2 separate regions of the Homo sapiens genome follow, and region 2 is linked to region 1. A link is an interaction called in ENCODE POLR2A ChIA-PET data of the cell type or tissue named here. Cell type or tissue: B cell. All regions are shown on one strand. Each heading gives the region's core, and the rest is flanking DNA. Links, peaks and the distances in the headings are about the cores only.

Evidence for each region. Peaks named below come from ENCODE experiments on the same cell type or tissue, not always from the same donor. Only the 100,000 strongest peaks of a DNase experiment are listed, where the experiment ranks them.
Region 2: POLR2A ChIA-PET joins it to region 1 with 7 read pairs; 2 of 35 experiments call an interaction of 5 or more read pairs at or near these places.

The regions. Positions count from the first base shown.
Region 1 is chr15:63,557,746-63,560,663 of GRCh38, forward strand. It overlaps USP3 (ubiquitin specific peptidase 3), which reads left to right. Exons shown (of 15, transcript NM_006537.4): 6 at 361-443; 7 at 2,112-2,225. Among named protein-coding and RNA genes, the nearest start is that of FBXL22, 38 kb to the right of the region's middle. RefSeq lists an enhancer at 1,940-2,493. In B cell, for the core only: no CTCF peak of the experiment used is centred there; no DNase peak of the experiment used is centred there.
Region 2 is chr15:63,673,711-63,676,628 of GRCh38, forward strand. It overlaps HERC1 (HECT and RLD domain containing E3 ubiquitin protein ligase family member 1), which reads right to left. Exons shown (of 78, transcript NM_003922.4): 38 at 632-1,407. Among named protein-coding and RNA genes, the nearest start is that of USP3-AS1, 74 kb to the left of the region's middle. In B cell, for the core only: no CTCF peak of the experiment used is centred there; no DNase peak of the experiment used is centred there; H3K27ac peaks cover 1,292 bases.

The DNA of each region.
Region 1 (2,918 bases), core at 239-2,738:
TTTCCATTTCTCTTAGTTTTTATAGAATCTTAAAAAGGCATTAAGTCTTAAATGTTATTTTAAGGATTTCCTGTTTTTTGCATTGTGTACTCCATGGTACTCATTAATGGTGATTTCCTCATAAGCTTTCAATAAGATACTTCTATTTAGAACAATCCCAGGATCAGAAACAGCCTTCTAAAAATATCCAGACATTTATACAGAGACTAGAGAGTTTGTTTGAAATATTCATTGGACAGAAAAGGACCAATTCCAAATTGGCTTGGTGCTAGATTTCAGAGGCCTTTCCTTAGCTTTGATGTTTGAAACAGTTGGCCTTCCCTTGGCATTACTGATGGCCTCTTCTTGCACCACTTACAGGGAAGCACCACTGCCATTTGTGCCACAGGCCTTCGGAATTTGGGGAACACATGTTTCATGAATGCCATCCTTCAGTCACTCAGGTAACGCTACAGTCAGAGCTTAAGTGTCTGACATTAAAGGTTAAGAGCACGGGCTCTGGCTCCCTATCTCGTCTGCCACTAACTCTAGTCATATGGTTTGGAGCAAGATACCTTAATTTCCTGTGCTTTTGTTTCCTCATCAGTAAAATTGGGGACAGTAGTTCCTACCTCATGGGGTAGTTGGGAAGATTGAATAATGTAATTTGTCTAAAGTACTTAGAGCAGTGTCCTGCAGTGAATAGTTGTTTGCGGTTATTTCCGGTTGCTTTTTGAATAGGCTAGAACTGAGGTCAGCAAACTTTTTCTGTGAAAGGCCTGATAGTAAACATTTTAGTATTTCAGGCTACAGTCTCTCTCAGATATCCCCCACCCCCCCGCTCTTTATTAAAACAACACTTTAGGGCCAGGTGCAGTGGCTCAGGCCTGTAATCCCACCAGCACTTTGGGAGGCTGAGGCGGGCAGATCACCTAAAGTCAGGAGTTTGAGACCAGCCTGGCCAACATAGTGAAACCCCATCTCTACTAAAAATACAAAAATTAGCTGGGCGTGGTGGCATGCGCCTCTAGTCCCAGCTGCTTGGGAGGCTGAGGCAGGAGAATCGCTTGAACCCAGGAGGTGGAAGTTGCAGTGAGCCAAGATGGCGCCACTACACTCCAGCCTGGGTGACAAAGCGAGACCCTGTCTCAAAAATAAATAAATTAATTAATTAATTAAATAAAACAACACTTTAAAAATTTAAAACTCGCTTTAAGAGCTGCCTGGTGGAGGGCTAGATTTGGCCTGTGGGCTACAGTTTGCAGACCCCTGGGTTACAGAGAGCCTTGTTCAGAGAGCTTATTTCAGTCATTAGTTAAGTTTTAACCCATTTATGTCAGAGGTTGCAATTTTTCTGTATGAAAAATCAGACGTTGGTGATGACCTCGATCAGTAAGATATAAATAACTCCCAGAAGCTTAGCGTTCCAATAATGGAACACTAGGCATAAATGGGTTAATCAAGGTCATAAGATGAGATGTCTTCAAAATATGAGACAAGTAGTAAAAATAAAATAGTCAACAAGGCTGACTTAAGTTTTGTAGAATAAATTATTTTGAAAGTTGCATACTTTTAGATTTTAATGAGACATCAAAGGCCAGAATAAATGATCTTCCCAAGGTTACATTGCTGATAAGAAGCAGAAGGCATATTTGATCTCTCCTGGAAGGCACTGCCTCTTAGCTTATCTCTTCTTGCTCAAAGAGGAAATTATAATTACTACTGAATTCTCCTTAGGATTCTGTATAGTGTATCAAAATAATATGGTCGGTTTCATGGTTTGTTTTTATTTGAGGAAATTATTGAATAACTGGAAACAAGCAACCGAAAAGAAAGAAATGGTGACTACCTATAGCTGGAGGGAGAATTGGGGATTTTTTTGAAAAGAGATTTTGTTTTCAGCTCTTTGTTTTTTGTTTTTGTTTTTTTACAAAGTCATCTGTCTATACTGTTTTCTTAGAGAGAAGGAAAAATCATAATGAAGAATCTGAATGCAAGAGATTGCACTGAGTACAGTTTAAATGAGACAATTGAAAAATGGCAGTTTCAAAATGTATATGTAGGCTTCATCAACTTTCTTTACAGTCCTATTCTTTTCTTTTTAAAATATTTTTCCCTTCCTTTTAAAATAGTAACATTGAGCAGTTTTGCTGTTATTTCAAAGAACTGCCCGCCGTGGAGTTAAGGAATGGGAAAACAGCAGGAAGGCGGACATACCACACCAGGAGCCAAGGGGATAACAATGTGTGAGTTATAAGAGTATGTCCTTTCTGGCTTTGAGTTACAAAACAAATTACTTTCACTGGTGGTTTCCATTGTACTAAGTGAGCTAACAGGCACATGCCTTAAAAAAAATCTTCTAAAAATTGTGTTTAAATATCTAGTTAGCAATCTTAATAATTGTTGGAATTCCGGCCGGGTGTGGTGGCTCACGCCTGTTATCCCAGCACTTTGGGATGCTGAGGCGGGTGGATCACCTGAGGTCAGTCAAGACCAGCCTGGTCAACATGGTGAAACCCCATCTCTACTAAATATACAAAAATTAGCCGGGCATGGTGGCGGGTACCTGTAATCCCAGCTACTCGGGAGGCTGAGGCAGGAGAATCGCTTGAACCCAAGAGGCAGAGGTTGCGGTGAGCCGAGATCGCGCCACTGCCCTCCAGCCTAGGTGACAGGGCGAGACTCCATCTCAAAAAAAAAAAAAAAAATTGTTGGGATTCCTTTATTTACCGTAACAGGAGGGATAAATTTAGCATTCTACTTATTGACTCTGCAGATTTGGGCATTCTAGAATTGGCATCTAGATATGAAGTGCAGTTCTAGGTGTAGATGACTATGAATCTCATTAGTCCATGTGAGTTGATTTGTCCGACAGTGTTAGGTAAACCTGTCTTGGATACTGAAATTAATTTGTAGTCAACAGATTAGTTGTGGGGGAA
Region 2 (2,918 bases), core at 332-2,831, 120 kb after region 1:
ATCAGAATACTATGTATTTTGGTTTGTTTTTTGAGACAGAGTCTCGCTCAGCCGCCCAGGCTTGAGTGCAGTGGCACAATCTCGGCTCACTGTAACCTCCGCCTCCCAGGTTCAAGATATTCTACTGCCTTAGCTTCCTGAGTAGCTGGGATTAAAGGCACACGCCATTATGCCCGGTTAATTTTTGTATTTTTAGTAGAGACAGGGTTTCACCATGTTGGCCAGGCTGGTCTAGAACTCCTGGCCTCAAGTGATCTGCCCACCTCGGCCTCCCAAAGTGCTGGGATTACAGGCATGAGCCACCATGCTTGCCAGAATACTATGTATTTTGAGTCAGATCAATAAATACTTTTTTTGGTATAAGTTAAATTTTGTTTTACAAAATGTAGTAATAATTGCTGTGTTCTAACACTGGTATAGGTTTAAAATAGCAAAATTATAGACAGAAGATTACTAATAGAAAAATAATAAAAAAGAACTGTTTTCAAGAAAAAATGATGTGAAAATTGCTTTGACCAAAAAAAAAATTTTTTTTTTTTTACAAATCACTTACAGAATGTATCACTTCTGACAATTATGAAAATAATCTCAACAGCACAAAAGCAAAAAAAAAAAAAATCAGATAACATACCTTGCTTAATTTTGCCCCCAAACTGGTCTTCCAAAAGCCCATGAACCACTAATTTATAGATCATGGCTTGCGCTCGTTCCAGATCAGCTAATCCCAATGCTCTCTTTATGGGTGACCGCATGACTGCTCGCTTCACCATGTGTCGCATCAAGAACTGCAGGGCTGCTCGCATCTCCACGTCTTCATGAACAACTGGAGAACTTGCACAGTCTGAGTTGTGGCCATTTTCAGCCAGAACTTTTGGTATCAGCAACAGCTCAGCATATTTACTACAGCCAAGAAGGGCACTAAGTGACTTCATAGCACCGAGGTAAAGATAGGACAGCTGGACTGCTCTGATTTCTGACTGGGCTACATCATGGTTTTTGGACATGTGTTCATGATTTTTTCTTTTCCCTTCTGTTATTTGATGTTGGGATTCCACACTTGGCAGTGTTGGATCTAAAGAAAATGAAGCGATTTCATTTTCTGATTTGGAGCTTGTGGTACTCTGACTTTTGACGTCATCAGATGTTAGGCCTGTTCGCATATCTAAAGCGGATTCACTCTCAGGTTTCTGCTCAACATCCCCTTTCTCCTCGGATTCATGTCGGTGTTTCTTTTCATGTCGTTTGGTGCTCTGTTTGCCCATGTCTTCATGAACGCCAGTGAGATATGTTAGGTCCAGCAGCACAGAAGCCGTCAGGCCTCGGAATCGCGCCACATCAAACGGCAATGGTTCACAGGGTTCCAGATTATACAATGGAGTATCACTAGGCGACCAAAAAGTTGGGAAGCTTTAATAAAGATCAGAATGACACAGGAAGAAGCAAGTGAGGGAAAGACGGGAGGAAGGTACGGAAAATAATGTAGACAAAATAAGGTGCATCATGTACACAATACAGAGAATAATTTACACAAACTAGAGAAATCATTACAAACACAGAGAAAAACGAGTCTATTATGAGAAAATGGGGAGATGTGATACTAAATGCAGAAGCAATGAGATGCTTTCAAATAAGAATATTCACTAATATATAATGTATGCCAGGAGTTAGCAAACTTTCTGTAAGGGGCCAGACAGGAAATATTTTAGACTCTGCAGGGCACACAGTCTCAGCTGCAACCACTCAACCCTGCCATCATAGTGCAAAAGCAGCCACTGATACAACTAAACAAATGGGTGTGGCTGTGTACCTTTACTTATAAAAACAGGAGGTTGGTCAGATGTAGTTTGATGTAAGCTATTCAGAAAATTTGTATAATAAATCTAGTTTATAAATGGTTACTTATAACTTATTTCAGTGAGGACTTCATTTCATAAAAAAGTTTACTTTGTAGTCTCAAATAATGCCTCTATAGTTTAAGCCAAAATATAATTATATATTTCCTGATATTGGCAAGAACTTCCTGAAGTTTAAGAATGATATAATTATACAAAATGTAATAAAAAGCTTTTGCTGGTATAAAGTTTTGTTGTTCTAACCTAAATCTTGGTTCTATATTACCTTTCTATTTTCCTCTAGGCTCATTTTTCTTGTTTTAATTTATTAATTCACTTATTTTGCTATACTGTATACATCTTTTTTTTTTTTTTTTTGGAGACGGAGTCTTGTTCTGTCACCCAGGCTGCAGTGCAGTGGTGCGATCTCAGCTCACTGCAACCTCTGACTACTGAGTTCAAGAGATTCTCCTGCCTTAGCTCCCTGAGTAGCTGGGATTACAGGCGCACGCCACTACGGCTGGCTTTTTTGTATTTTTAGTAGAAAGAAGGTTTTGCCATGGTGGCCAGGCCGGTCTCAAACTCCTGACCTCAGGTGATCTGCCTGCCTCTGCCTCCCAAACTGCCGGGATTACAAGTGTGAGCCACCAAGCCCAGCCTACTGTATGCATCTTAACCAGGCATCATAAATCCTTTCTGAAACAAGGCAAAGAATGAGAGGAAAGGTCGACACTTGCATGTCATTCTGTAAAGCTGTCACTGGTTTCTTAGCTTGGTAGAATGGAGGGGAAGGCAGAGTCCATTAACCCCTGAAATTGTGTGTAAAGTTTATGTGTATGTATTTTTTGGCTAAGATGATCCATAGCATTCACTAAATTCTGAAACAGTACCACTCCAAAACCACAAAGAACCACTGTTTTAGATATTGTTCCGGCCGAGCGTGGTGGCTCATGTCTGTAATCTCAGCACTTTGGGAGGCCGAGGCAGGTGGATCACTTGAGGTCAGGAGTTCAAGACCAACCTGGGTAACATGGTGAAACCCTGTCTCTACAAAAATATAAAAATTAGCCGGGCATGATGGTGGGT